Linked DNA regions of Homo sapiens: region 2 is linked to region 1. Evidence: chromatin loops called from intact Hi-C (ENCODE). Cell type or tissue: endothelial cell of umbilical vein. All regions are shown on one strand. Links, peaks and the distances in the headings refer to the core of each region. The heading gives the core; the rest is flanking DNA.

Evidence for each region. A loop is a pair of places that touch in the nucleus more often than their neighbours do. Peaks named below come from ENCODE experiments on the same cell type or tissue, not always from the same donor. Only the 100,000 strongest peaks of a DNase experiment are listed, where the experiment ranks them.
Region 2: it touches region 1 in a loop (4-fold over the local background); 3 of 110 quality-filtered maps call a loop at or near these places.

Annotation. Positions count from the first base shown.
Region 1 is chr4:48,693,042-48,704,233 of GRCh38, reverse strand. The region is part of intron 2 of FRYL (FRY like transcription coactivator); the gene reads left to right. Among named protein-coding and RNA genes, the nearest start is that of FRYL, 82 kb to the left of the region's middle. In endothelial cell of umbilical vein, for the core only: no CTCF peak of the experiment used is centred there; DNase peaks (open chromatin) are centred at 4,113 and 5,623; H3K27ac peaks cover 3,230 bases.
Region 2 is chr4:48,746,348-48,757,539 of GRCh38, reverse strand. All of the region lies in intron 1 of FRYL (FRY like transcription coactivator), which reads left to right. Among named protein-coding and RNA genes, the nearest start is that of FRYL, 28 kb to the left of the region's middle. In endothelial cell of umbilical vein, for the core only: no CTCF peak of the experiment used is centred there; DNase peaks (open chromatin) are centred at 4,639 and 5,039; H3K27ac peaks cover 1,519 bases.

The sequences.
Region 1 (11,192 bases), core at 1,875-9,874:
TGGTGTTTTTTATTTTATAAGCTCTTTACACATTAGAAATACCAATCTCTTGTCTTTGTTTTCTTTTTCCTGTTAAACAGAGGTATTCTCTGTTCTGCTTTCAACTGGCTTCATTTTTTCCTCATTCTTTTTCATTAATGTTACATTTATTCTTTTGGATAAGTGATTGTTCCACATTTAGTGTCTCCACTTGTACACGTCAGACCTATTTCATTATTTTTTCAAGTTCAACATGCTTTAGATAGAATGTGACTTTATCCACAAACCTGTGTTCCCTTTATCAGGTAATGGTATTGCCATTTTCCCAGATGAGAAATTGAAGTGACCTTTTTGACTTTATTTATTATTTATTCATTATTTATTCAACAAGTATTTGTTGAGTACCTATCGGGTTTCAAGTACAGGCTAGGCACTAGTGGCAAATAGTATAATCCTAGCTCTCAGGGAATGGTCTAAGAGGGGAGTAGGTGTTCCACAAATACACAAACTATGTCTAAATATGTGGTTAAGAATTCTAAGAGAGAATGTAAAAGTGGGGACACATTATTACATTGGAGAGGTTGTGAGTTGCCTCTTTGAGAAAATGACACTTAAGCTAAGATTTGAAGGATGTTTAGGATTAGCTTGGTGGAAAAAAGTCAGTGTGGCAGCTTCCAGACATAGGAAACAGTGTGTAAAAGGATCCTGAGGCAGAAACGAAGTTGGACTTCTAGGAAATGAAAAGACCAGTTTAGCTGGCATGCAGGGAGAAGGGATTGAGGGGCCTGAGATATCATCTGATTGCTTTGTAAAGAGATCACTCTGGCTGTGGCAGGGGTAATCCATTGGAGGGGGTCACGTAGAAGTCAGTCAGGAGCTGGTTAGCAGACTGTTGTAGTAATTGTGAAAGGTGATGGTGCCTATTTGTTCAGTTATAAAATTCTTTCAGTTCTAATTCAGGATTTTGTTCATTCCCTCTCTTGACTACTGGGATAGATTTTTAAAAATTGGTCCCATACTGTCTTAGTCCCTATTCCCCATCTAGTCTGCTTCAGAAGACAACTTTTAGAGTCAACAGTCTGTTCATATCACTTCCTTTCTCAAAAACTTACGGTGGTTCTATGATTGTGGAAGAATGAGATCCCATCTGGTATTGAAGCTTTTATCATTTTCTTTAGGTTTCAAGATCTGCTCTCCTGAGACAACTTTCTTTGGGCAGCCAAGATGGGTACTTTTCTGCCTCTTTTCTTAGCTCATCTCCGATCTTCCATCATGACATCTGTACCTCTCTTCTCCACCAACCCCCACTATTCTCTGATCCTTCTTAGATCCCAAGATTAATTTTTTTTAACTCAACATATACTCAGTTTTCTTTTGCTGTGTCAATTCTAAGATTTATCATAGTTTATGTTGAGAAATATTCATGTATTTATTTGGAGTACAAAGAAATTATGTATTTTTTCTTTTCTTTCTTTTTCTTTTTTTTTTTTTTTTGAGACGGAGTCTTGCTCTGTCGCCCAGGCTGGAGTGCAGTGGCCCGATCTCCTCTCACTGTAAGCTCCGCCTCCCGGATTCACACCATTCTGCTTCAGCCTCTACGAGTAGCTGGGACTGCAGGAGCCCACCACCATGCCCGGCTAATTTTTTGTATTTTTAGTAGAGACGGGGTTTCACCATGGTCTCGATCTCCTGACCTCGTAATCCGCCTGCCTCGGCCTCCCAAAGTGCTGGGATTACAAGCGTGAGCCACCGCGCCCAGCATTTTTTTTTTTTTTTTTTTTTTTTTTTTTTTTTTTTTTGAGACAGAGTCTCACCCTGTCACCCAGGCTGGAGTATAGTGGCACATTCTCGACTCACTGCAACCTCCGCCTCTAGGGTTCAAGCGATTCTCTTGCCTCAGCCTCCTGAGTAGCTGGGATTACAGACATGCACCACCATGCTTGGCTAGTTTTTGTATTTTTAGCAGAGACAGGGTTTCACCATGTTGGCCAGGCTGGTCTCGAACTCCTGACCTCAGGTGATCCGCCCGCCTCAGCCTCCCAAAGTGCTGGGATTACAGGCATGAGCCACCATACCTGGCCTATTTTTTATTTTTAAAACTGATAGGAACCCAGTAGATATACGTTGAATTGTATGAGATTAGGGAGCATTCCATGTGGTGGATCAGTCATTCAAATTTCTTATAAAAGAAGGAAGTCTCAAGTATAATTTTATAAAATTTTGAATAGAACTTTTGGGAGTAACCTCATTTAGAAACAGAAGAATGTTACTTGCTGTTTGAAGCAGCTTTTATAGTTCAGTGCACATCAAATAATGCTTATATTCTGTATATTGGGTTGACAAAAATATGTTTATAAGACAGTATGACGATATTAGAGTTCTTATGACTTACTGGGGGTAATGGCATATTCAGGGCATTAAATATTTGATCGCCAGGTAGCAGAAAATGGTCAATAAAATAATGAATGTGTAGGTATTTGAATGCACCTCTGCTTTTATCTGAGATACCTTTGGACTCATTGTCCGCTTAGCTGACTTCTTAGCGTGTATCTTTCTAGAGTAAATGTAATAGTCTGTCTATTGACAAGGATTAGTTTACTTGATTCTCATACTTGATTTTGTTAATAGATCAGCGCCAGCCAGCATGTTTCTTTTGTAAAGGGAAGGGTACTAATATTATTTACTGCCTACAACTTGCAAAATGATTTCATATACTCTCTTTTTAAAAATCCTTACAGGTTTCCTTCTGTCTCTCTCTTATTCAATTTTTCCTTCACTCCCTTCTTTTTCCTCTCCTTTTCTTCCTATAAATGAGGTTAAGTGATTTTGTGTGGGTAACTGTGGCTTAGTATTGTGTAACTATACTGCATACATTGTGTTGCCTTCTCATATGAAATCATTTCTCTGAAATTACATTGGAAATGGGGTTTTTACAGATTTGTTGTGGATATGACTTTACAGATATTAATCTAACTTTTAGTTTCTTTGGATCACCTCTTGAATTAAATAGTTGTTTTTGTCTCCTAATACATATTGATGCAATAAAAGAGTTGGGCGATGATAATAATTTTGGTCCTATACTGAATTTTTGTTATCTGAAATATAGTAGAAACTAAACCTTTTAAACCCATTTAAAAGTCAATTTTCTAAAGTCACATTTAACAGTTTTGGTGTTTCAATAATATTAACTAATGAAAACTATTTTGGTTGTATTATTTTAAGGTAGAAGTATCTTAATGGAATTTTTAAATGAGCTTGCCTAAGATTAAATAAGCACCTTGAGTCTAGTTTCTGCAATGTGATTTTAAGTTTTTTTTAAAAATTACTTTGAAACAGTAACTAGGGCAAGTACTTACAGGTAAGAGTGAAATTATTTGGTACAGTAAGCTTCAATTATAATGCATTTAGTTTGGAGTGATGAAAGTTTTTTTTTTTTTTTAATTTAATTTTTTTGAGTCAGGGTCTTGCTTTGTCACCCAGGCTGAAGTGCAGTGGTGCAATCATAGCTCACTGCAGCCTTGACCTCCTGGGCTCAAGCGATCCTCCCACCTCAGCCTCCCAAGTAGCTGGGACTACAAACACACACCACCATGCCTGGCTAGGATTTTGATTTTTTTTAGAGATGGGGTCTTACTATGTTGCCCAGGCTGGTCTTGAACTCCTGGGCTCAAGTGATCCTCCCACCTCAGCCTCCCCAAGTACTGGGATTACAGGCGTGACCACTGTGTCTAGCTGAAAGTTACTATTTTTAAAACTGAGAATCTATAAAAGCAAAAATATTCATTGTAGCTCATGGTTTGACAGGTTTATGAAAGGCTTAAAATGTAAAATTGTCATAAGTAAAATACTGCATTTCACGTAGGATTTATGTAACTAGTAGTGATGGTGAAAAAAACCTGATGAGGTGGGAGAAATGACCCAGTGTCTCACTTTGCCCTCCCGGTGTCTTATTTCCCCTCTCATTTTAAGTTCTACGTGAGTATTACAGCTTCAAATATAATCATGGCATTAATTCAGAAGCCTGATATATTAAAAAAAAATCTTTTGTTTTTCTGTAATAACTGCATTTGTACCGTATTAGAACTTTCTACCACAATCTCCTTCTGAGACAGTATAGAGCTAGCTGGGTGAGTCACACCACACCACAAATTCCTTAAGGTGGTAGGTGGTGTCTTATTCATCATTCGTGTCTCTCACTGCCTAGTGCAGTGCTCGATAGGCAGTCGGACTCTGTTCCTTTATTATACTATACCTGGTGTTAGGTTTTTAGAGCACTTAAATTTTTTTTGTCTTTTTGCTTTACTCTAATAAATATTCTAGTTAACATTAATATCTAGCTTAATATGATTTAAATGTATGTTAAAATTCTTAAGAGTAGTAGCAAATCTAGATTGGGAACTGGATCTGTAGACAATATTCAAAAGATACAATTCAGATGACCCTGAACACCAGTAAACTGATCCAGGGGCCAAATATTCTCTCAAAATAGAGGAGGAAAAAGGAAAAGAGGCATGTAGGGACCCAGAAGAAGAAGGGCGATTTATGTGGAGTGGAGGGAATTTTCATGTTAAACCACAGGTAGGGCTTGTTTACTTTGTCACATTTTCCCTGTAATAGAGAAACTGCTGAGCCAGAATTGTGCAACTGATTGAATTAGCACCTTGTTTAAATTGTTAGCATCCATCTTTGAGAAGCATGTATTTTAGATTAAAGATTTAAAAATCTTGGCTGAAACAAAGGACAATCTCTTTCCTTTATGAAGTTGTTCATTGAACTTTAAATAGTAAGATATTAACAGATGAGGATTGAATTTAGTCTTCAAATAAGCATCTCTGTGATTTGTTGGTCACAGTATGATCTCTTTCCCATCCCCCACTATTTTTTACTTTTGATAGGGCAAACTCTTATGTTTTCATGAAATATTTAAAGCAAATGATGTGTTAATTATGTTTAGTTATCCTTTTTGAGAGTTCTCTAGCTTTTTCTGTTCTGAGGTTCAGAATCAATATAAGGACATATTGAAATCATAATTGCATTTTATCTTCCAAACAGCCATTGAAAATAATTGCATTTTAATTTGAGAATTTTATCTCAACTCCATATAACAGCTTATACTTTAAAATATAATCCAGAGGTACAGTACTTTTCAGTTCATTTATTAGCTTTGTCAGTTTCCACATTTGTAAAGTTGAACATTTACTGAAATTATGGGCTGGTTTGGGTTAAAATGAAGTAACATATGTGAAGCATCTTAGATGGTCACACATAGTAGGCTCTCGGTAATTAGTCGTTGCTGCTGTTGTTATGGGTATTTAATTAACTTGGATTTCTAGGGCACCATTTGTTAGAGTGCAGTGAACCAATTCTGAATTCTACCCTCCTATATTTGTTACTTGTTTAGACTGACTTAACCACTGTGGAGAATAAAGCCTATTTGTGGGGGTTGGGGTGGGGGTGGTGCCTACTGACTCTTATATGCATGTTTTTTCAGAGTTACAGGATGTGTACTGGAATGTGAAGGATTAAGCTTTGTGGTGGCATGTTCTATATGGTCATCCATAGTGACCAAACTAATTTGGAATGTTGTTTTGTTACTAACTTGGAAATGTGTTATTTTCTCTACAGAGGATGTTGATCTGAATAAACTGCTTATTATGCTTTATACATTTCTAGAGCGAGAGGAACTGTCAATCAGTGTAAATCTCACCCAGCACAGTATTTTCTTTCACAAACATGGGGAGGAGGCAATACCAAGATAACCACTTTTGGGACAGAGCCAGGAGCTGTTGTGTAACTCAGAGGGTGTGTGATAGCATCCAGCTTTGGAGCCCATCACGTCACATTGAGAAATTGTGGCAGGGAGGCTTACAGGAAAAACATCTTGTTTATTAACACCTGAATATGTTACTTATGTAGCTTTTTAAAAGTCATCAGTTAGCTAGCTTCTCAAAGAGAGGCAAGAACCCATTCGCGTAGTTACAGATTGTGGCTATAGTAAGTCTTCTGGTAACAGGAGCTGTGAGCACCACTTCTTCAGTGAAGTCTTTCCTGTTCCCTTCTCCACTCAGGTTGATGACTGTCTCCTTTGTACCTGGTTGCAGCTTGAACATATTTAGGTAACTTCTCTCAAAGCACTTGAAACATGCTACTGCCCATGTCTCCTTTCCAGCTTGTCTGTAAACTCCTTGATGGTAGCAGCTGTGTGTGTAAGTGCCACTGAGTATAGATTCCTGGAGCTTAGGTTGATCCCCAGTAAATGTTAAATGCAGGTCTCCCTGTGCCTGTGGAAATGCCTCAACATCAATTGGTTCAATTGTATCCTTCAACTTGATCACTAACAGGTCTTTAATGAAAAGTCTCCAGAGATGCTATTCCCATTCTGTACTATCCTCATCATTACCATTCTTATTTCTTCTTTGCCAATGCAAATTCTCTATTTCATTTTTTTCTTTAAGTACTTCTCTATGAAGCTTTTTAAAAGTATGCTTCATTTTAGGGCCAGACATGGTGGCTCATGCGAGGCCCATGCGGGTGGATCACCTGAGGTCAGGAGTTTAAGACCAGCGTGACCAGCATAGTGAAACCCCATCTCTACTAAAAATACAAAATTAGTCGGGTGTGGTGGCGTGCACCTGTAATCCCAGCTACTCAGGAGACTGAGGCAGGAGAATTGCTTGAACCCAGGAGGCAGAGGTTGCAGTAAGCTGAGACACCGCAGCCTGGGGGACAGAGTGAGACTCCATCCCAAAAAATAAAAATAGAAGTATGCTTCATTTTAGTTAGTTTATAATCAACATTGAGAAATCCAAGAAAGGTGAGAAATGTAAACTAGAGCTGGAGATTTAAAATTGGCACCTGTAAAAATACATTATTTTTTGAAGTAAAAAAAGTTTGTAAACATTTCCCTTGTTTACAAATCTGAAATTATATTAATTTTGGTAAAATTCTAGATTTTTTCCAAATAAGTCAAAACCTCAAAAGAATGGAAATTTTAGGTAAAATTTAGGTAAAAATGGAAAGAAAGTAAGAGTCATAATTTTCAGGCTGTTATAAGAAATGTCTTTTACTGTATCATATGGTATTTTATAGTATATAAAAATATAGGAATTGACCTTATTATCCTTAGTGTACAAGGTTTTATTGTGGTTTAAAATTCCAAGTCTTCGATGTAGCTTCCTTTATTCTTCTTCTTCAGTTACACCATAATAGTTTATTGAAATTTGATGCATATAGGAAAAAACCTTGTAATTGACTTTTTTTGGAGAAAAATTATTCATTTTAAGACAAAAGCAGAGATTGTTTGAGCCAAAACCTGATGGATTTAAGAGTGCTGTTGATCATGGTTGACTTGTGAAAGTGATAGATAGATAGATAGATAGATAGATAGATAGATAGATAGATAGATAGATCTCTTATCGTTATTTTTCTTTTATACTGGGCTTATGTTTTTTTTTTCTTATTTTCTTGCTTAATAATAGTATCATTAAGCAGGCAGGAGAAAAATAATACCATTGAAACTAAAAGTTAGTAATTTAATTTGATTATGTATATATATATTTTATTATACTTTAAGTTCCGGGATACAAGTGCAGAACGTGTAGGTTTGTTGTATAGGTATACGTGTGCCATAATGGTGTCCTGCACCTATCCCCCCATCATTTAGGTTTTAAGCCCCACATGCATTAGCTATTTGTCCTAGTGTTCTCCCTCTCCTTGCCCCCCACCTGCTGACTGGCCCCAGTGTGTGATGTTCCCCTTCCAGTGTCCACGTGTTCTCGTTGTTTAACTCCCACTTATGAGTGAGAACATGCGGTATTTGGTTTTCTGTTCTTGTGTTAGTTTGTTGAGGATGATGGCTTCTAGCTTCATCCATGTCCCCACAAAAGACGTGAACTCATTCTTTTTTATGGCTGCACGGTATTCCATGGTGTATATGTACTACATTTTCTTTATCCAGTCTATCATTGATGGGCATTTGGGTTGGTTCCATGTCTTTGCTATTGTAAATAGTGCTGCAGTAAACATATGTGTGCATGTGTCTTTATGGTAGAATGATTTATATTCCTTAGGGTACATACCCAGTAATGGGATTGCTGGATCAAATGGTATTTCTGGTTCTAGATCCTTGAGGAATCGCCACCCTGTCTTCCACAATGGTTGAACTAATTTACCCTCCCACCGACAGTGTAAAAGCATTCCTATTTCTCCACAGCCTCACCAGCATCTATTGTTTCTTGACTTTTTGATCATCGCCATTGTGACTGGCGTGAGATGGTATTTCATTGTGGTTTTGATTTGCATTTCTCTAATGATCAGTGATGTTGAGCTGTTTTTCATATATTTGTTGGCTGCATAAATGTCTTCCTTTGTGAAGTGTCTATTTATATCCTTTGCCCACTTTTTGATGGGGTTGTTTTTTTCTTGTAAATTTGTTTAAGTTCCTTGTAGATTCTGGATATTAGACCTTTGTCAGATGGGTAGCTTGCAAAAACGTTTTGCCATTCTGTAGGTTGCCTGTTCACTCTGATGGTAGTTTCTTTTGATGTAGAGAAGCTCTTTAGTTTGATTAGATCCCATTTGTCAATTTTTGCTTTTGTTGCAATTGCTTTTGGCATTTTAATCATGAAGTCTTTGCTCATGCCTATATCATAATTTTGCAGTTTATTATATTTATGGACAAAGTAACAAGAATAGTATTTGTTCTGTGGCATTTGTTTTATGTATTTTGTCATACATTGTACCCACATACAAATATATATATATATATTTACAGTAAATATATGTTAACATCTTAATGCTTATGAATTTTCAAATGATACATAGTAGCATTGATTTTTACCTGTAATCATACGTGGAAAACTTACCTTTAAATGACGGAGACCTTTACATATATGCGTAGTTTGCACATTATCAGTTGAAGCTAGTACATCTTTATTTAGTACTCTATTTTTCCGAACACCACTTTTCTAGTTTCTGTGGGAGATGTAATGATGTATGTACCCTTTAGAGGATCACAGTCTCAGAGCAACTCTTACAGCACCACAGAGCTCTAGAACAGGAAGAAACTCTGGAGGTTATCTTCTCTTAGGGGTATGTTTAAACAGTAGTTCACTGATTCTTACGCATTTTCTCCTTTGCTCAGTAAGCAGGAGATGTGGGCCAATTTTTTGTTTGTTTGTTTGTTTGTTTGTTTGAAACAGGGTCTCACTCTGTTGCCCAGGCTAGAGTGCAGGGGCACAGTCACTGCTCACTGCAGCCTCTACCTACCAAGCTTAGGTGATCCTCTCACCTTAGCCTGGGACTACAGGCTAGTGCCACCATGCCCAGCTGACTTCTTTTACTTTTACTAGAGATGAGGTTTCACTATGTTGCCCAGGCTGGTCTCAGATTCCTGAGCTCAAGTGATCCCCCTGCGTTGGCCCCCCAAAGTGCTGAGATTACAGGAGTGAGCTATCATGTCCAGCCATGGGGCAGTTTTTTTGGGCCAGGGATTTACAAATTATGAAGTCAAGAAATAATTTTAGTGGGAAATGACTAGAATATAACACTTGTTTTTCCTGTAATTACGTTAGAGACTACCAAAGCATATTGCAGATTATTTCCAATATATCATATTATATTGTGTATATGTATACTGGGTTTTAAAAAATGTATTATAGGTTGGGCACAGTGGCTCACACCTATAATCCCAGCACTTTGGGAGGCCGAGGCAAGTGGATCACCTGAGGTCAGGAGTTCAAGACCAGCCTGGGCAACATGGTGAAACCCTGTCTCTCCTAAAAATACAAAACGTAGCTGGGCGCAGTGGCACATGCCTGTAATCCCAGCTACTCAGGTGGCTGAGCAGGAGAATTGCTTGAGCCCGGGAAGCAGAGGTTGTAGTGAATTGAGATTGCGCCATTCCATTGCAGCCTGGGCAACAGAGCAAGACTGCCTCAAAAAAAAAAAAAGTATTCTAAATTTTTAAATACTTTTTTAAATGTATTTTTTTATTGAAGTGAAAAGATTTTAGAAAACATATCTTTAATGTGTCTTCTCCTCCACCTCCCACCCCCCACTTGAAACCTGGAGAGCAGCCATTGTTCTTCATCCCGAGATATGCAGCTTAATCTCTTTGCTGTGCTCTCTTGCTGTCATGCCTGACACCAAAGTCAAGCATTTTCTACCCAGAAACCAGGTGATATTTCCCTGTGATAGTAAAAAATATGCAGTGAGATCATTTTTTCATTATGCTGGTCTTCCTTGCAGCCTTTGGGCAAAAATAAAACACTTTGGTGGCTCTGTTAATCTGTAGGTATTGCTTATGATGTGCCTAACTTGGTACCAAGATGCGATTTAGTCACCAAGAGAATTTGGATTATTTAATACTCGTACATAATAAAACTCCTCATCAAATATTCATGTGGGCACATACAGAGGCCTAATTGTATTCTTGTAATGCACAATATAAATACTAATATTGTTTTGGAGAATCAGCATGGTATGCTGAAGCCATGGTTTGGAAAAATGCATTGTAGTATGTTTTTATCTGTGGGAATTACTGGCAAATATAATTGAGAGATTCTAAATACTGTAGTTGTTTCCTTCACTTTTGAACTTGGCTTAAGTATTTTTGGTCTTTTTTTTTTTTTTAAATCGCTGAATTATTGTTTTGTTGTATCAACGGTTGAAGCTAAACCATGATTGTTATTTTAATATTTATGTCTTCTTTTAAAGATATAATTTAAAAACAATTTTCTCCCACTGAGAGGGATTAAAAAATAAACGGGGAGAATAGTAGAATAAATGCTCAGGTGCCCATTCCTCAGCTCAAACATTTATGAAACCATTGTTACCCACCCTCTTTCTGCAGGTCCCAATTATTTTTGAGTCATTTTCTTTGTCACAACATTTCACCTGTAAATACTTCAGTATGCATTTGTAAGAGACAAGGACTTCCGTTTTTAGATAGATAAAGAAGAATCTTAAAAACCTTTTTGAAGAATATACTGAATTATGATAATTAAATTTGTGTATGGGATGTTAGAGCGATATAAAGGAAAATGAGATAGCTTAAATGGAGTAAGTGGAAAAAAGAAATACCGACAAGCAATTGTACCAAGAAATAGTAGAAAAGGTGTGAAAAGGCCAATTAACAGCTTTTAAAGTACTCATGGAGAAAAGGAAGACATTTGCATTTTTTAACAGGCAGTATGTGTCTGCATTCCACATAG
Region 2 (11,192 bases), core at 1,292-9,291, 54 kb before region 1:
ACATCCCTTGTAAGTTGGATTCCTAGGTATTTTATTCTCTTTGAAGCAATTGTGAATGGGAGTTCACTCATGATTTGGTTCTCTGTTTGTCTGTTATTGGTGTATAGGAATGCTTGTGATTTTTGCCCATTGATTTTATATCCTGAGACTTTGCTGAAGTTGCTTATCAGCTTAAGGAGATTTTGGGCTGAGACAATGGGGTTTTCTAAATATACAGTCATGTCATCTGCAAACAGGGACAATTTGACTTCCTCTTTTCCTAATTGAATACCCTTTATTTCCTTCTCCTGCCCTGGCCAGAACTTCCAACACTATGTTGAATATGAGTGGTGAGAGAGGGCATCCTTGTCTTGTGCCAGTTTTCAAAGGGAATGCAGCAGCCTGTTTCTTTTACATTTTTCTTCACCTTTCATTTTCAGTTCATTTCTGTTTCTTTTTCTTTCCCACTACCTTGGAATATGCACAGAGCTGCCTTGTCTTGGGGAGTCCTCAGCTTGAGCCTGCTTTCCCTATTAGTCACCACACTACAGTCACCCAGATGAACTAGACAACCTTAAATGTCTTCGGAGGTATCAGATGATTTTTCACCTTAGAGACAGAGTCTCACTCCGTAGCCCAGGCTGGAGTGCAGTGGCGCAATCATGGCTCACTGTAGCCTCAACCTCCTGGGCTTGAGCAGTCCTCCCACTTCAGCCTCCCAAGTAGCTTGGACTACAGGCGTGTGCCACCACACCTGGGGACTTTTTAAATTTTTTGTAGAGACAGGGTCTTACTGTGTTGCCTAGGCTGGTCTTGAACTAATGAGCTCAAGCAAACTTGCCACCTCCACCTCCCAAAGTGCTGGGATTACAGGCATGAGCTACTTCTCCTGTCAATTTTAATTCTTCATTGGATTTATTATATTTGATATAAATTACTGTAAGTATTTGAGTGCGTGTCTTCTAATAAACACTATGTTGGTTGTGGTAAAGTTAGAATAGTATGAGAGGGGTCACTTCTCTGAAGGATCCAATTGTAGACAATTAGCAAATTATCAGACAGTTAACAAGCAACAAATACCAAACAACAGATGGCTTAGTGTCAGAGTGAGTGGCAGAGACAGTAGGTATCACAGGAAGGGCAAAATAGAGGTCATTTTAGACTGGAACAATATCTGACAGTGTTGTGAGAGTGATTTGAGTGAGGAATGTGCTCTTAAAGGAATTACAGAAATTGGTTTTAATAAAATCTACATTATTGGAAACAAAAGTTTACCAATTAAATTGTATTTTGGGAAACACATGGGGGAACCTTTTTTTTTTTTTTTTGAGACAAAGTCTTGCTCTGTTGCCTAGGTTGGAGTGTGGTGGTGCAATCTTGGCTCACTGCAGCCTTGACCTCCCAGCTCAACCAATTCTTCCCGCCTCGGCCTCCTGAGCACCTGGGACTACAGGCATGTGCCACCACGCATGGCTAATTTTTCATTTTTTATAGAGATGAGGTCTCCCTGTGTTGCCCAGGCTGTTTTCAAATTCCTGGGCTCAAGCAGTTCTCTTCCCTCGGCCTCCCAAAGTTCTGGGATTTGGTGGCATAAGCCACCAAACCTGGCCTCTTTTTTTTTTTTAATTGAATTTTTGATGTTGAGGACAGACTTGTAGAATTTAAACAAATTATAAACTTAAGTTGCAATAAATTGACACATTTGTCTTGATAGTCTCAAGTAGAATGCATGAGATAGTTCCTTGTGTTGCCTTGAGTGATACATACTGTTTTTTTTATTTTAATGTTGGAATAAAAATCTCAGTATGTTTTGAAGCCTAGTATGATCTAATCTAAGGTCATTGTGCTTTATGTACCAAAAACATTGGCTTTGATTACATTTTTAAAGAAAAGTATCACATGGCCTCAATAAAGACAATTAGGTTAGCCTTGTTTTTAGAGAGGATTATTAGAGTGTGGGTCAGGAGAACATATAAGGTACAGTATAACTGGATTTCAGCTGGAGATTTTGCAACGTTTCTCTCTGACAAGGGGGATAATGTCAGCTGAATAATGTTGGCTGGATGACCATACAATTAGGTAGAAATGTGATTGGTTGAGGCATACCTCAAAAGTTAATGAGTAATGAATTGGTGACAACTGGAGAGAAATTTCTAGTGGCATGTGGAAATTCACTGTCTATTTTTTGTAATGATGTGAATGAAAATGTTGAGGCTATGTGTATCAAATTTCTGGAAGAAATGAATTTTCTAGGGTTAACTTAATGGAAATAGTATTTCTGAGTGAAATAGTGGGCCATGGCTAATGGGATAACTTAGTGTGGAGCTGGATGTGAAGTTTCATACATGGGTTAAAAAACCAACTGCACAGTTACAAGGGTGAGGGAGATGTGACTGAATATAAACAACGTCAATATTTTAATTAATAAACTCAATTTGGATATAACATGTGACTACCAGATGGCTTCACAGAATCATAGTCTAGACTAATAGAAGGAGGAGGTTGAGAAGAGGGAGAGTGCTAGTCTTACATTATTCTGCAATGTACACAGTTCTGTACACAATGCTACACCCAGGGTATTGTGTTCAGTTCCAGTTGTCACAATTGAAAACGATTCAGGGCCGGGTGCAGTGGCTCACGCCTGTAATCCCAGCACTTTTGGAGGCCAAGGCGGGTGGATCACCTGAGGTCAGGAGTTTGAGACCAGCCTGGCCAACATGGTGAAACCCCATCTCTACTAAAAATGCAAAAATTAGCAAGGCATGGTGGCTCATGTCTGTAGTCCCAGCGACTTGGAAGGCTGAGGCGGAGGCTGCAGTGCGCCAAGATCATGCCACTGCACTCCAGCCTGGGCAACAGAGTGAGACTCTCATTTAAAAAAAAAAAAAAAAACCCCAAAAAAACCCCAGAAAATCACAAGTGTGAATGAAGATATGGAGAAATTGGAACCTTACACATTGCTTGTGGGAATGGAGAGTGGTGCACATGCTGTGGAAGACAGTTGGGTGGCTTCTCAGTTGAATGTGAAATTGTCATATGACTCAAATATTCTACCCTAGGTATATACTCCCAGATAACTGAAAACAGGTATTCAAACAAACACTTGTATATGAATGTTTATAGCAACCCTTATTTACGTTAGCTAAAATGTAGAAACAACCCAAATGTCCATCAGCTGATGAATGAATAACCGAAATATGGTATGTCCATGCAATGGAGTATTATTCAGCCATAAAAATGAAGTACTAACTATTATAAAGTGCATGAACCTTTAAAAAAAAATCACATATTGTATGATGCCATTGATATGAAGTATCCACAACAGGTAAATCCATAGAGACACAAATTTGTGGTGTGGTTACCAGCAACAAGGAAGAATGGTGACTGCTTAGTATGTGTATGGGGTTTCCTTTTGGGGTGATGAAAATGTTTTGGAAAGAGATAGAGGTGTTGGTTGTAAAATATAATGCATGTACTTAATGCCACTCAATTGCACACTTTAAGATGGTTAGTGGATTTTACCTTAGTTTTTAAAAAGTGTCAATACATATAGATTAATTAAATAGTATTGAGAGTTTACAAATAAGTCTTTACATTTATGGTCCCTTGAATTTTTTTTAACTAAACATTTTTTTTGGGCAAGGGCACCAAGACAATTCAGTGGGGGAAATGCGGGATCTGTTCAACAAACGATACTGAGACATCTGGATTTCCACATGCAAAAGAATGAATTTGGGTTATTTTCTCATACCATACATAAAAATGAACAAAATGGATCATAGACCTAAATGAGAAAGTTAAAATTATAAAGTTCTTAAAAAATATGAGCAAATCTTGGTTGACTTTGGGTTAGGCAAAACTTTCTTAAATAAGACACCAAAAGCACAGACAACAGAAGATTAAATATTAGACATAAATTGGATTTCATCAGAATTAAAAACTTTTGTGCTTCAAAGGGAGACTATCAAGAAAGTGAAAATGGGAGAAAATATTTGCAAATCATATCTAATAAGGGACTTGTACCGAGAAAACTCTTACAACTCAGTAATAAAAAGATAAAGAGCCCAATTAAAATGATGATTAAATTGGTGAATTTTATGGTATATGAATTATATTGCAATAACAACAGTTAAAAAATGAGTCACCTAGAATATGTTCAGAGGAGATTCCTAGTCTTGTGAAGGGACTCAAATTGAAATCCTTCTTTTCTCCACCTTCCCCCCTAACTTCTCTCAGTTGTACCTTTTATACTGACAAGCTTGTAAACATGACTTCTGTAACTTTGAAGTCACTGGTGCTTTATTTTTATATTGAGCCTAAATTTTTTATGTAAATACTCATTGTAGAGCTGAGTAGTAAGTTTTAGGCACATCCTTCTCTACTTGTTTAATGTCATGATCCTGTGCCAATAGAAAGAAGATCTCTTATTAGCAAGGTCAGTGGATTTTCTTTCCCTGCAATCCATCAGTTGTTAAAAATCATGTCATGTTTTTTTCCACACTTGAATTATGACGTTCTTGAATAATTCCTCCTCCCCTTCTGCCCTGCTCACTCCCCCCGACCCCTCAACCACCTAATCATTTCAGTTGTTTTTGGCTGCAATTAACGGACTCCAACGATAGGCGCCACCTGATTTCCCTGGCCTTCTCTTACTGCTAGTAGCTGCTGCAGCTCCCAGCATCTGTTTCTCACATTGTGCTAAAAGGCAGGAAGAAGGGAATAGAAGGTGGGGGCTGCTGCTTCTGGATCTTCCCCTTTTGTAAACATACTTTTGAAAAACTTTAAAACTTACAGAAAAGTTGTGACAATAGTAATGTGAACTCTTGTCTAGCTTTCACCTATATTCATCAGTTATAAACATTTTATCATGTTGCTTTTTTCTTTATCTTTGCCTATATAACTGGATGTATATCTAGAGTTTTTATCTTGGTGAATCTTTTGAGAGACTTACAGATATCATGACTCTTTACCTTAAATACTTCAGCACATATCACCAGAGAAAAAGGACTTTATCAATGTGATCATTCATGGAACGATGATTAAATTCAGGAAATGTAACATTCATTGTTAATTGTTGAAGCAAATGCCAAGGCAGAATTACAATTGCACAAAAGTAAAAGGAGGAAGCAGGGTTGGACAGATGAGACTATCAGATTGTGATTATACTTTGTCTGCCAGCTCCAGGGGCAGATCCGGAGTCAAGATGGTTCATTAGAGGAGCTTCTCATTGGGCAGAAATTGGTCTATACCACTACCTTTCTTAGTTATAAGATAGCTGGAGGCTGTCCAAAGAATGTGCAAGTCTTTTGAAAACTAATGCCAACATAAATAAAGCTAACAGCTAGAGCTCTCAGTTTACCCATCCTTCTCACACCTGCCAGTGAGTCTTTTGGATGTGAGTGGTGCACCTCCACATCCACTACGATATAATACTATTGTCCAGTATATAGTCCATATTCACATTCACTATTTGCCCAATAACGTTCTTTATGGCAAATCCCCCACACCCCGCATCAGATCTCTCATCTTATCATTGAGGAAAGTCTTTCAAGAAGCTTCCCAGATGACTTTCCTGTATGTTTCGTTGGTTTAAACCAATCACTGGCAAAGGAGAATGGGATTTTCAGGATTACTTCAGACCTGTGGGATTCATCCCATGGGTCTGGGGGAGGGGCTCCTAATCAGGTGCTTAGGAAATCAGGTGACCAAAAAAAAAAAAAAATTGAATCTCTTTAGCAAGGCATAAGGGAGGAAGGCTGTGGATATACAACCAGCAATATTCTGCTGCAGTTTTCTGTTGTATGTCTTTTATTTTTAATTGAAATATGCATTCCTGTCATTAAGGCAGCTTCTTAATTATTCTGTCTTTTGAACATAATCCATTCCTTTTTTCCTTTCATGGAACTCACTAGTTTTCTGTGTTAATGGGATGAATTATTGTCTATTCCTGCTGCACAGCTGCCATTCTGGGACTTCTTTTTCATTTTACTCTTGGATTATTTCCACTGTTTCTTTTGTATCTCTTGTCAGACTTCATTGGTTTCCATCCTTGTTTTGCTAAAGGACTCCCCGAAATGATGTCCTGGACATGCCTTTATTCTGCCTTCTCACTTGTTTAATCATTTGGGATATATAAGTTTAAGCCAAATTATTTTACTTTGGAAATTTTTCAGACAGTGCTCTCTGTCTTCTACAGTTGAGAGTTTCTGATTTTAGTCAGATTCTTAATTCATGTTTTATTCCTCTCAAATTATTTTAAATCTTCATCATTGTGAAATTTCATAGAAATTGTCTAGATTTTTTTTTCATAGAATAGAGGGGAGGTCATTTCCTCTCATTCATTTTTAAGCTGATTCCCTATCTTATTTTGTACCTGTACTTTATTACTGATCTTCTTTTATTTGGGATGATTTTAGTATCTGTGTGGATTGTCCATCTAATACCCTTGGCCTTTCTAACAGATATTGTGCCTATTAGTAATTCTTCTCTTTCTTTTGCTAATTTTATCTAGGCATTTAGTGCTTGTATGTTTCACGTGCCCCTCAGTCCCAAGGGGCAACTGTAAGTGTTGCTCAGCCTGAAGTCAGTTCCATTCCCCTTGCCAATGATTGGTTCAGGTATAGTGATACACAAGGGAAGTCTGCTGGGAGTCTGGTTTCCTTGAATTTATAAGGTATACTCCTTTTGGATATAGTAATGTAAGCTCATGATAATTGGAGCTGCTGTAGCCATCTTGGGTCATAGGGGGAAAAGTGAAATGAAGAATGACTCTCAACTCAAGATTAACTTGTCAAATTGAACTCTTGATCCCCAGCTCCCTCTCCATAATTTTTTGTTTCATCTTTCTAGTTGCTTGGGCCAAAAATCTTGCAATTATCCGTAACTCTTCTCTTTCTCTCACATCCCACATTCAGTTCGTTAGAAGATCCTATAGGCTCCTTCTTTTAATTATATTTACAGTCTTACCACTTTTATTATTTGCACTGCTAGCATCCTCTTCCAAGCTGCTACCATTGCTTGCCTGGGGTACTGCAATAGAACAGTGCCTACCCAGAGACTTTTATTTTTCTTTTATTTCTTTTTTTATTTTTATTTTTTTTGAGATGGGATCTGACTTTGTCACCCAGGCTGGAGTGCAGTGGTGTAATCTCAACTCACTGCAGCCTCAACCTCCCAGGCTCAAGCAATGCTCCTGCCTCAGCCTCCCAAGTAGGTGGGACTATAGGTACATGCCACCACGCCTGGCAGATTTTTGTATTTTTTGTAGAAATGGGGTTTCCCCATGTTGCCCAGGCTGATCTCGAACTCCTGGACTCAAGCGATTTGTTCGCCTCGGCCTCCCAGAGTGCTAGTATTATACGCGTGAGCCACTAAGCCCAGCCTCTTCCTTTTTTTTCTTTTTCTTTCTTTTTTTTTTTTTTTTTTAATAGATGGAGTCTTGTTCTATCAACCAGGCTGGAGTGCAGTGGTATGATCACAGCTTACTGTAGCCTTGAACTATTGGGATGAAGTGATTCTCCTGCCTCAGCCTCCTGAGTAGCTGGGATTATAGGTTCATACTACCATGCCTGGCTAATTTTAAAAATTTTTTATAAAGACAGGGCATCACTATTTTGCCTGGGCTGCTCTTGAACTTCTGGCCTCAAGTGGTCCTCCTGCTTTGACCTCCCAAAGTACTGGGGTTACAGGTATGAACCACTGTGCCTGGCCCAGGGAGGTTTCTTAGGGCTCAACTAGACAGACCTTTGGATTGCCACAGACCACATTTGACATCAGATTCACTTGGGAGGATATGGGACAGGAAACACGGCTTGCCATCAGGGAAGCTCCAGGTCTTCTCTTTGGTGGGGGTACTTGTAGCAGTCCACAAAGAGAACAGCCAGAACATTCTCTATGCCACTGCCTGCTTCTGGGTGAATCCCAGGTGTGAGTAATGAGGCTCACATGAGTGGGTATATCACTAACATGGCTTAGGAGCCCCATCCTCCGCAAGTCATTATTTTGCTTGACAACCATGAGCTTCCAGGATCCCGACAAGGCACATGGCAAATTACAGGAGTCCTCACACTAAGAGAAGCCCTAAGCTATGGCCAGCACAGGTATTTATAGTTCCTCCCAGTCCTTTCGCAGTTTACCAGTGGGTCATTTTTACCATAAGCAGTGTTGCCTAGTAACATAGCTGACATTCTGCCTGTATGGTTTCCACGGGAACAGAGCTGATAGCTGGGTTAAACTGAATCCAAGCCCAATTTCTCATGCTGAAAGACAAGAGTTTTGCTAACACTTAAGTCACAAATATAGCCAGAGGTTTCCCTGCTTCTGTGCTTCTCTGTTAGTTTCAGTAGCCGGAGTGATTCTTTCAAATGTATGGTGGATCACATTACCTGCTCTCCGCCCTGCAGTGGGTTCCCTCCTTACCTCGGAGTGCAGTTGTCTACAGGCCTTACCTGAGCTGGCCCCTCTCGGCCTTTCTGACCTTTTCCCCTACCGTTTCCTTGCTCATCTGTTATGATGTTGCTTATCGCCTTGCTGTTGCTGTAATATGCCAGATATGTTTCCACTTCGGGCCTTCCTTGACCCTTCCTGTGGCTAGAATGTTCTTACTCCTGATGTCCACCTGGATGACTCTCTTGCTTCCAATCTGTGTTGAAATGTCAAGTTTTTTGACAACTTGTATTCTGACTACTTAAAAATTGCAACCCCTACGCCATCTCCCACACTTGGCCACTGCATGATTCTTACCTACTTTTTCTTCTGATAGCTTCGCAATCTACTTACTATAATATCTTGTTTATTGTCTCCTGCTGTTAGCAGTTGGGCTTCATGAGGGCAGGATTTTGCATCTGTTTTGTTCATTGATACATCTCAACTGCCCAGGACAGTGCCTGACACACAGTTGATGCTTGGTTTTTATTTTTTTTCTTTTTATGTGGCTTAAACAAGATAAGTATCTACTTCCCATCTGTAGCTGGGGAAAGGTGGAGGGATAACTGATGTAGTTAACATGTGTCTTCCGTGTCTGGGCAGTTGTTGTGTTCAGTCAGGAGGAAGGAGGAAAAAGGAGGAAAGAGATCCCGGCCAGGAGGGCACATGTGCTCCTTCCCAGATGCCAACCTGCACTTTTTATCTTTGCTTGGCCAAAACATTGTCATATTGCCATAAACAATTATAAGGAAAGCTGGGAAACGTAATGTTCAGGTGGCTAGCTATATCTATAGCTATAACTTCGGAGTTCTATTTTTACAGGAGTGGCGAATGGATGTCAGAGTCCAATTTGATGCATATATATAATTTTTATTTAAGTATTTTTTTTTTGAAACGGAGTCTCGCTCTGTTGCCCAGGCTGGAGTACAGTGATGTGGTCTCAGCTCACTGCAGCCTCTGCCTCCCAGGTTCAAATGATCCCCCTGCCTCAGCCTCCCAAGTAGCTGGGACTACAGGCACACACCACCACACCCAGCTAATTTTTCTATTTTTGGTGGAGACAGGGTTTCCCCATGTTGGCCAGGCTGGTCTCAAGCTCCTGACCTTAAGTGATCTGCCCTCTTCAGCCTCCCAGAGTGCTGGCATTACAGGCGTGAGCCACCACGCCTGGCCTGATGCTTAATATTTTTAAATAAGCCCATCCTCACACAGGGCTCGCAACATTCTTAATCTTCATGAAACCCTCTTAAAATAGCACTTTTATTATCCCTTTTTTATAAGCATGGAATTTATGAGTAAATTTTCATGGGAAGACTGGTTTAAGTTGAGATTGTGGCCATTTCTTTGATATAGCAATACATATGCTATTTTTTATTTCCCAACAATTTCACCGTTTTGTTTTAATGGCAACCAAAGCTGAAAACATGATTTGGAAAGATATGTGGGAACAACTGGAATTGGAGCCAGATGAGGTAGAACTCTACCTTGTCAAAAAAACTGTCTTGTCAAAAATCTATCAGGATTCTTCACAACTTTTATGAATTGAATTCATCCTGTTTTATTTTATTTTTCCTCAAGTTAATGAGATGATCTTTGGTAAAGTCCATATTGCTGATGTATCAAGAAATAGATTATGAATTCATATATTGATTGTTTTTAATCTGAATAAAATATAAATTTGAATAAAATAATTGTAAAAGTAATATTCTATCATGCCTGCTTTCTTCACATCTGGCATCCTGTTTACACCAGTACCAGTTTTTGTTTTAGGTGAGAAAAATATTTCCAGACAATCCTCACTCTTGAGGATTTTTTCCATTTCTTGGGAAATAACCTTTGTTGATTTTTTCCCCTTATCACTCACTTTAAAATTATCTCCAACAAGTACTGTCTTGTTTATTAAGTCCTCAGCATATGAATTACAAATGCAAGAATGTTGTTACTTCTCTTCCTGGAATCTTTTTTTGGGGGGGGATAGGGGAAATATATTTGTTTGAGGGAACCTCCCTCTCTCATTGACTAATCTTCTCTCCCCAATCTCCCAGCCCATTGTAGGATCAGGGAAGGGTTTTGCTCTTTTTCCAGGAATTGGCCTGTCCTCAGTATCAATATTGCTTTGTGAAAAACTACCCTAAAACAGTCGTTTTTAAAAGACACAATCATTTATTTTGCTCACAAATGTGAGAGTTGCCTAGGCTCCACCAGGCATTTCTCACGTGGGTTGTCTTGCAAAGCTACAGTCAGACTATGGCTTGGGCTGGGGTCTTCATTCACATGTCTAGCACCTGGCCTGGGAAGAGTCAAACAGCTGGGACTTTTCTAAGTGTCTCTTGATGTGGTCTCTCTACATGGTGTGTGGCCTCAGAGTAGGTAGAATCACAGCAGTCATAGGTACGTGCATAGCAGTAGCTGTGTGGCGTTTTCTGACCTGCCTTAGAAGCTGGCACCACTTCTGCCACATTCTGTTTGTGGAGGCAGTCACAGACTGCTCAGGGTCAGAGGACATGGATCCAACTTTTGGTAGAAAGAGTGTCGAAGAATTTGCAGACCTGTTTTTTGTTTGTTTGTTTTCTTTTTCTTTTTTTTTTTTTTAAAACGGAGTCTTGCTCTGTCGCCCGGGCTGGAGTGCAGTGGTGTGATCTCGGCTCACTGCAAGCTCCGCCTCCCGGGTTCACGCCATTCTTCTGCCTCAGCCTCCTGAGTAGCTGGGAATACAGGCACCCGCCACCATGCCCGGCTAATTTTTTGTATTTTTAGTTAGCCAGGATGGTCTCGATCTCCTGACCTCG